Regions from separate parts of the Homo sapiens genome. Here region 2 is linked to region 1. Evidence: chromatin contacts called from ENCODE Hi-C or POLR2A ChIA-PET data. All regions are on one chromosome and are shown on one strand. Each heading gives the region's core, a stretch centred on a gene start or an enhancer-like site at or near the end of the contact. The rest is flanking DNA. Distances are from core to core; before and after follow the strand shown.

The links. Hi-C counts contacts between places; a loop is a spot of excess contacts on that map. ChIA-PET counts read pairs that join two places held with the same protein, here RNA polymerase II (POLR2A).
Region 2: POLR2A ChIA-PET joins it to region 1 with 22 read pairs in activated T-cell. The contact joins two enhancer-like sites. A Hi-C loop is called at or near these places in 1 of 168 maps with a recorded cell type or tissue (breast epithelium). POLR2A ChIA-PET finds 5 or more read pairs at or near these places in 1 of 52 experiments (activated T-cell).

What each region holds. Positions count from the first base shown.
Region 1 is chr2:216,968,848-216,972,305 of GRCh38, forward strand. No RefSeq gene overlaps it. Among named protein-coding and RNA genes, the nearest start is that of TESHL, 100 kb to the left of the region's middle. Within about 2 kb of position 1,749, at least 3 of the 41 ENCODE cell types and tissues checked have a DNase peak (open chromatin) inside an H3K27ac peak, as active enhancers do.
Region 2 is chr2:217,392,179-217,395,636 of GRCh38, forward strand. All of the region lies in intron 8 of DIRC3 (disrupted in renal carcinoma 3), which reads right to left. Among named protein-coding and RNA genes, the nearest start is that of DIRC3-AS1, 110 kb to the left of the region's middle. Within about 2 kb of position 1,678, at least 11 of the 41 ENCODE cell types and tissues checked have a DNase peak (open chromatin) inside an H3K27ac peak, as active enhancers do.

The DNA of each region.
Region 1 (3,458 bases), core at 499-2,998:
TCTCCAATCCCTGTAAGCCAGTTGTAAGAGCTATAGTCCTTCATTAACTGAATATCTTTTTTAGGTTCCATTTCACACACCTATTCTAGAGACTGTAACCCACCCCATACTGTCACATCCCAGACTCTAACCACCCATTTTGTCTTATCTAAGTTTGTTGTTCACTTGACATTAGTCCATTTCTTCTCTTGTTCTCTACTCTTAGTAGAGGACAAGCTCTCTTTATGGAGAGAACTCAGTACAAAAATGGGCCTAGTGTTAGAGACAGGACACAAAGCCCCTGGGCTCCCCAGAGGCATAGGGCTGATGGGGCTCAGGGAACGACAAGTGACAGAAGGTCTTGAGAAGAAAGACGAATGTCAGGGCCAGAAAGACCAGTAAAGAGATGGAGTCTTTGAAGTTCTTCCCTTCCTCCTCCCTCCCTCCTTCCTTTCTCTCTCTCTCTCCTTCCTTCCGTCCTACCTTCCCCTTCCCTTCCCTTCCCTTCCTTTCCTTTCCTTTCCCTTCCCTTCCCTTTTCTTTCATTTTCTTTTCTCTTCTCTTTCATAGACTTATTAAGCTATAATTCATATAGCATATAATCTCCCATTTAAAGTGTACAATTCAGTGTTTTTTAAATCATATTCACAGAGTTGTGTATCATTACAAGTTTAGAACATTCTCACTGCCCCAGAAAGGAGCTCTACATGCCTTAGCCAACCCCACTGCAACACTCCCATCGCCCCCTTGCCCCAGCCCTAGTTAACAACCAATATGCTTTCTCTGTGAGATTTTTTAATCCAACAGCCAACTCAACCCAGGATGCTATGTATGCATGGTATGCTATAGAGCCTAGAAACTGCTTTCCTACATTCATTTTAGTTTTGTTCTTTTTATCAACTCATTCAAGTAAGCAGGGCAGATGGTTGGTTGTGTCTTGCATTTTTCAGGTTGGTAAACTGGGGCATCTCTAAATGACAACATTTCAGCTTCAGTAGAGGGATGGAGTGATGTGGCCTTTCACGTCTATGAAAGAAAAGTAAAGAAGAGTTTGTGAGTAACATTTCCTTCAGCACTCCTCAAAATTTAGAAAAATGAAGGCAAGAAACAAGATGAAGAAGAAAGAAGAAAAGGGTGAGACTGCATTTGGAGGGATTGAGGTGAAACACCTGTTAGAATACTCTAATTGAGATGTATGGGCTGCTGAAATGCACTGTCAGAGGTAGCTGCAAGATCTCCCTTTCTTGGAATTAAAAAGAAAACAAAGCACGGTAGAGAGCTCTCTGGCAGGATTTATTTTAAGGAGAAGTAGTATCGAGAGGCAAGCAAATGGATTAGGTGACTCTTCAGTCTCTCTTGGTACTAGGATACCACGTAGGCAGGTGGCAGAGGCATCCCATCCATGCTTAGGTGAAGTTATTCATAGCCCCTATAAAGAGGAGGTCCTATTTATTTTTCATCCTTCTGTCTGTAAAGTGAGAAGCTGTCTGCTTCCTCAGCTGTGGAAAAAGCACTCTATGAGGCATTGTAGAAACTGTAGAGAAAAGGCCAGCATAATTCTTGCCCTTCAATTCAACTTTTATTTGCGTATCAGTGCATTCTGGTTATCTGCTGCTGTGTAATACACTACCACAAAACTCAGTGGCTTAAAACAAATGATCATTGTAGCTCCCAGTTCTGTGTGTTGACTGGGCTCAATGAGGCAGTTCTTGCTTGGGCTCTCTTGCAGTCAGATATTGGCTGGGCTGCAGTTTTTTGAAGGCTCTAGCAAGTTAGTCATCTGCAATGGCACACTCACAAGGCCGACAGTTGCTGCTCAGTGGGGGCTGTAAAGTGGTCCATCCTCATAGAGCTTCCCCACATGGCTTGGGCTTTTCACAGCATGGTGACTATGTTGTCTGGAGGATCCAGGTTGGCTTCACTCACATGCCTAGTACCTTGATGGGAACAGTTAGAGGGCTCATCTGGCCTCCCTTTCCTCTCCATGCAGTCTTGGCACTTCCTCACATGGTCTCTCCAAAATAGTAGTCACAGTGTCAGTTCACAGCTCCAAGAGACCAAGACAAAAGCTATCAGTCCTTTCAAAATTAGGCCTAAACTGGCACAGTGTCACTTCTGCTATACTCTGTGGGTCAAAGCAGTACTGCCCATCTCAGATTTAAAAGGAGAGAAAACAGATCCCACCTTTTAATGGAAATTGTGACAAAGAATTAGTGACCATCTTTAATCTGCTAGGCAGTGGAGGGGAGTCAGTGATGTACTAAAGAGCCATAGGAAAAGAATGCATAGTGCCTCAAAACGAAAATAGACAAAAGGGTTTATTTGACTAAATCTATGAACATAAGAATTGGGCTAGGGTGGTATATATTGAAGTTGAAAAGTCCTGGAATAATTAAAACAACTGAGTTAAATGAGCTACATCTTGGAATAATTCATTCATTAATTCATTTATTTAATAGACATTTTTGGGACCATAATTAATATAAAGCACTCATACTACTAAGATAAATAAGACACAGCCCCTGCCTTCTAGGTGCTCAAAGTTAGGTAGTTCATGCATAAATGATCCCCCAAGTTCCCCCTAAAATAGTTCTTTGTATATACACTATGCTCAACACAAAGTATTACAGTTTATGTCCAAAGACTACACAGAAATAATGCTGCAAAGATACAATGATGTTGTTGGCACAGATCTCCTGCTTTAACATGGTATCAGATAAAAAAAGAAAGAAATATTAATCATTTTTAACAAAAATAGAAGAAAGATATTGGGCAGAGTGGCCAAAGTAAATAGACTTTGCTGGAGATTCCTTCTGGTGGGTATAAGTGCCTTCATAGAACATTATTTGGAAGTGATGGAGTATGTTCAAGATTCTTGGGTTCCACTAAAATTGCTCAAAGGCCTTGAGAAAACAGGGGTTATAATTCATGTTTCTGGACCAGAATTTTTTGACATATCCAAAAGGACTCCCAGGAGGAATGTGAGATTGCTGGATTAAGGAACATGGCCTTGCTGTTGCACAACACGCATATCACAGCCCTATTCTAAAAACAAGGCATAATTCTGAGCAAAAGAGAGGAGATAGGGAGGTGTACAGCAACAGAGGGAAGCAAGCAAAGATGGAAGCAGAGCTGGACAATGGCACCGGAGGCAGAAGGAATGAAGAAGAGGCAGTGGGGACAGCTTATACCAACTAGCATTAGCCACGGCCAATTGTTGGAGCTGATTTGATTGGAAGGCAAGGCAAGTCAGTTGAAAAAAACCTAGCATTTTTAGCTAATTTGGCTGTTTTAAAAATTGAATTGATCAGTTTTAGTGGGAAGATCTAGCCACTGTATCATACTGAACCATACAGGAAACACAGGGAAAAGGAAGATGGTCCATGGACAGGTGGTAGAGAAAGAGGACATTGCTTTAAGCACTGCACTTCTTGGCTTACCTTGGACCTTGGACTAGAGTCAGCCTGAAGACCAGGGAG
Region 2 (3,458 bases), core at 428-2,927, 420 kb after region 1:
TCATATTATCATATAAGCAGGATCTAACTTTAGCATATGCAAACACTGTATATGTGTGATTCTTTGAATTGCCCTGCAAGCCAATTCTAACATCTTGATGGTTCCCTTATTAATTATTGAGCAATATAAAATCTTTGACATGTGCTCATCTTACAATATCTAGGTGTTTTGGTTTTACCTTTTAAGAATAGATTAGCTAAAGAGAACACACTGCATGTCAGTTTTCCCAGAGCCTCACCATAAGCACAGCTTTTCCTCAACATTATGAAAAAATGAAACTTTTCCTTAGCAACATTGCATAGTTATTTTTTACATTCCTGTCCTCTTAAAGGGTGCCCCATTTCCTTTCCCTCTCATCTCCCCTTTTATTCCCCTTTCTGCCACCCCAGCCAAGTGGTCTTCATCCATTCCCTTGCAAAATTAGTTATCTCTTTTTTTGCCACCCCCACCCCAAAATTAATTTTCTATAAAAGCCGATACTCATCATCATTACAGTGTAGCTGAGATATAAACATTAATGTGCACCCTTTCGTACAGCACTTCTCTAGCATTTTGCCAGGGAACAAAGGTTTCAGCTAGAGAAAAAAAATTCTAAAGGTTGAGACTTCTGGGAGAAAATCACAGATCATTTCGTAGTAAAGTATAAAGGCTTTTCAGATACTCTGAAATCAGACTTTGTCACCTTGTGTCCCCCCACAAAAAAATAATATTTTTGAGTGATAACCAGTACCAAATAGACAAGTCAGGCTGTTTACCAGTGGAACAGCTCCAGGTTATGAAAAATAATGCTGAAGGACAGGGTCCTTTGCTAGAAGAATGTCACTTGAGGTACAATACTCTGTCCTAAACAGTCAAACAACAGACACACAGTAGAATAAACATGTTGAGCACACAAAATGAAGAATAACAATGCATTGAGTGTGTGTGTGTACAGTGTGAGAGGGAGGCAGTGTCAACTCTCTGCTGCCACCTGCTCTGGAATGGAAGACGCTGGGTGTTCAGAAGACAACCACATTGACTTTCCTACCCTGGCTCTTCGTGATCTGCCATCTCCAAACTTTTTAAGTTTTCACACAGGGCACATGGAAAAGAAGACAAGCAGCACTTTCTGAAAACATGAGTAATGGGAAGGCTTGATCAAATGAGCAGGCAAGGCCATCCCAGGGGCTTCTCCTGATATTACTTCTCTTCATGATGTAACCTGCCCACTCTCTATGATCCGCAGTTAAATTGCTAAGATAGGTTTTTGGGTTGGACCCAGAAACCGTCAGAGTCTCGTGGTCTTAGGGATCAGGATTGCTACTACCTCACCCCCCCCCCCCACTCAGTTTAAATGGGGACAACTGATGTCTAGGGACACTTCCAGAGGTCTCAGGCTATAATTAGCTGATGAGTATCCAATCTGAGGTCTTAGATATAATGAGCTGTAGCCGACAAGGAGAATTCAGGCACCAGCACTTACCAGATATGGCAAGCTCCACCTCTCTCTTTATTCCCTTCATCTTGCTTCTGCCAGCACTCCCACAGACCTCGTGCAGGGCAGTGAGCCCATGGGAAAGAGCCAAGAATTCCTTCATCTGGGGCTGTGCCTCTGCAACCCTGAAGATTTAGGGCCAGAGATGATCCGCTTTTCAGAACTCAACAGCCAATCTTTGGAAAGAACCTATGACTCAATAGCAGCCATGCGATTCAGCCTGCACCCCTCCACCCCTCTGCCCTCACACCCCCAACTTCCAAATATGGATAGAGTTAATGTCCCACTTCTGAAACACATGTGATTGTACAGTCATTCTTCAGTCACACCACCTGAAGATGATTTAGTCCATGGAATTCATCAGAGAACAAAGAGCAAACCAGCTGCTGATTGATTGGGGTGGTGTCAGAATCAGAACTAGAACACAGAGTGGGAAATATTAGGGCCAGGAATGCATCAGCTCATTTAATTAATTTTCTGAGAATCTTTGGTTCTAGTTTCTCTTCTGCTCTTCTGTCTTATCTCACTACCAAATGAGATAATTTAAAATAATGTATATAAAAGTGGTTTGAAAATAATAATATGGAATATAATTGAAATAATAATTGGAAAAACAATGAAATGAACATAATATGGAATATCTATTATGCACTGGCCAAGTGTTTTATATAAATTATTATATCTAATCCTTAAAGCTGAAGCTCAGAGAAGTTAAGAAATTTGCCTATAAACACAGAGATCTGTCTGATTCAGAAGTTCCTCTTTTGACAGTGCAGCTATACATCTCCCAAGCTGTTTACTTGGGGTATAGACCCTGATGGCTGTTCTAATGCTCTTCAGCTTTTGGGCTGGCCCCTCTAGCTGTCTTAATGAAATACAAAACAGATCTCTACAGTGTCCCAAACAAACTCCTTCATATGCCTCCACACTCCAGAACAACTAATTGCCAACGAGGAGTTAGTGATGCAATGGCAAGGTGGGTGGCTTTGTATGAACAAGAACAAACAAGGATCTTGCCTGAAGGACACATACATTCCACCAACTCCTATGCCAGGAGACTCATTTCCTTTCAAATACCACCCATTTTACAGAACGTGTCAGTGCCCTGAGTAAGCCCCACCAGCTCTGTGTCTTTAGTTTCCAAACCGGGCTGAAACAGTGGGTGTTTAATCATTGTTTTTATGAGCTCCTGTATGTCAGCACTTTGACAGATGTTTTAAATAGATCAACTCATTTAATGCACTAGTACAAACATGTGAAATATCCCCATTCTACTGGTGTGAAAACTGAGGCCAGGAGAGGTCAAATTGGAAATTCTACATCCCTGATCAGAGCCACTAACCAAGATGCAAAAAGCAACGAAGAACCTCCACAGCTAGTAACTGACAACACGTAGGTCTTTGTTAGTGGCCAACTTATTTGACCGGAGCATCCTTATGGTTATTGAAGGAAGGTTGTACATTATTGTGGTTCCCTAAGCAGGTTGTACAACATTTCTCTCCCTCTCTGAAAAGGCTGATGTCACTTCTCTAGGTGATGTTTTGTGGTATGTGATAGGGCTGGATCACATATCTTTTAGACATCTATTATTTCATTACGTAAGTCTTAGGCTCAAAGGAATTTTTAGGAGTCATTTAATAAAATAACATGCGTTGAATCCTCCCATCTTTTTAATACTTTATAATTTCTTTCTTTTTTTTTTGTTTTTTGTTTGTTTGTTTGTTTTTGAGACAGAGTCTTGCTCTGTTGCCCAGGCTGGAGTGCAGTGGCGTGACCTCAGCTCACTGCAACCTCCACCTCCTGGGTTCAAGTGATTCTCCTGCCTCAGCCTCCTGAGTAGCTGGGACTACAGGCGCCCACCACCATGCCCAGCTAATTTTTAAATTTTTTAGTAGAGATGGGGTTTCACCATGTTGACCAGGCTGGTCTCAAACTCCTGACCTCAGGTGATGCACACGCCTCGGCCTCCCAAAGTGCTGAGATT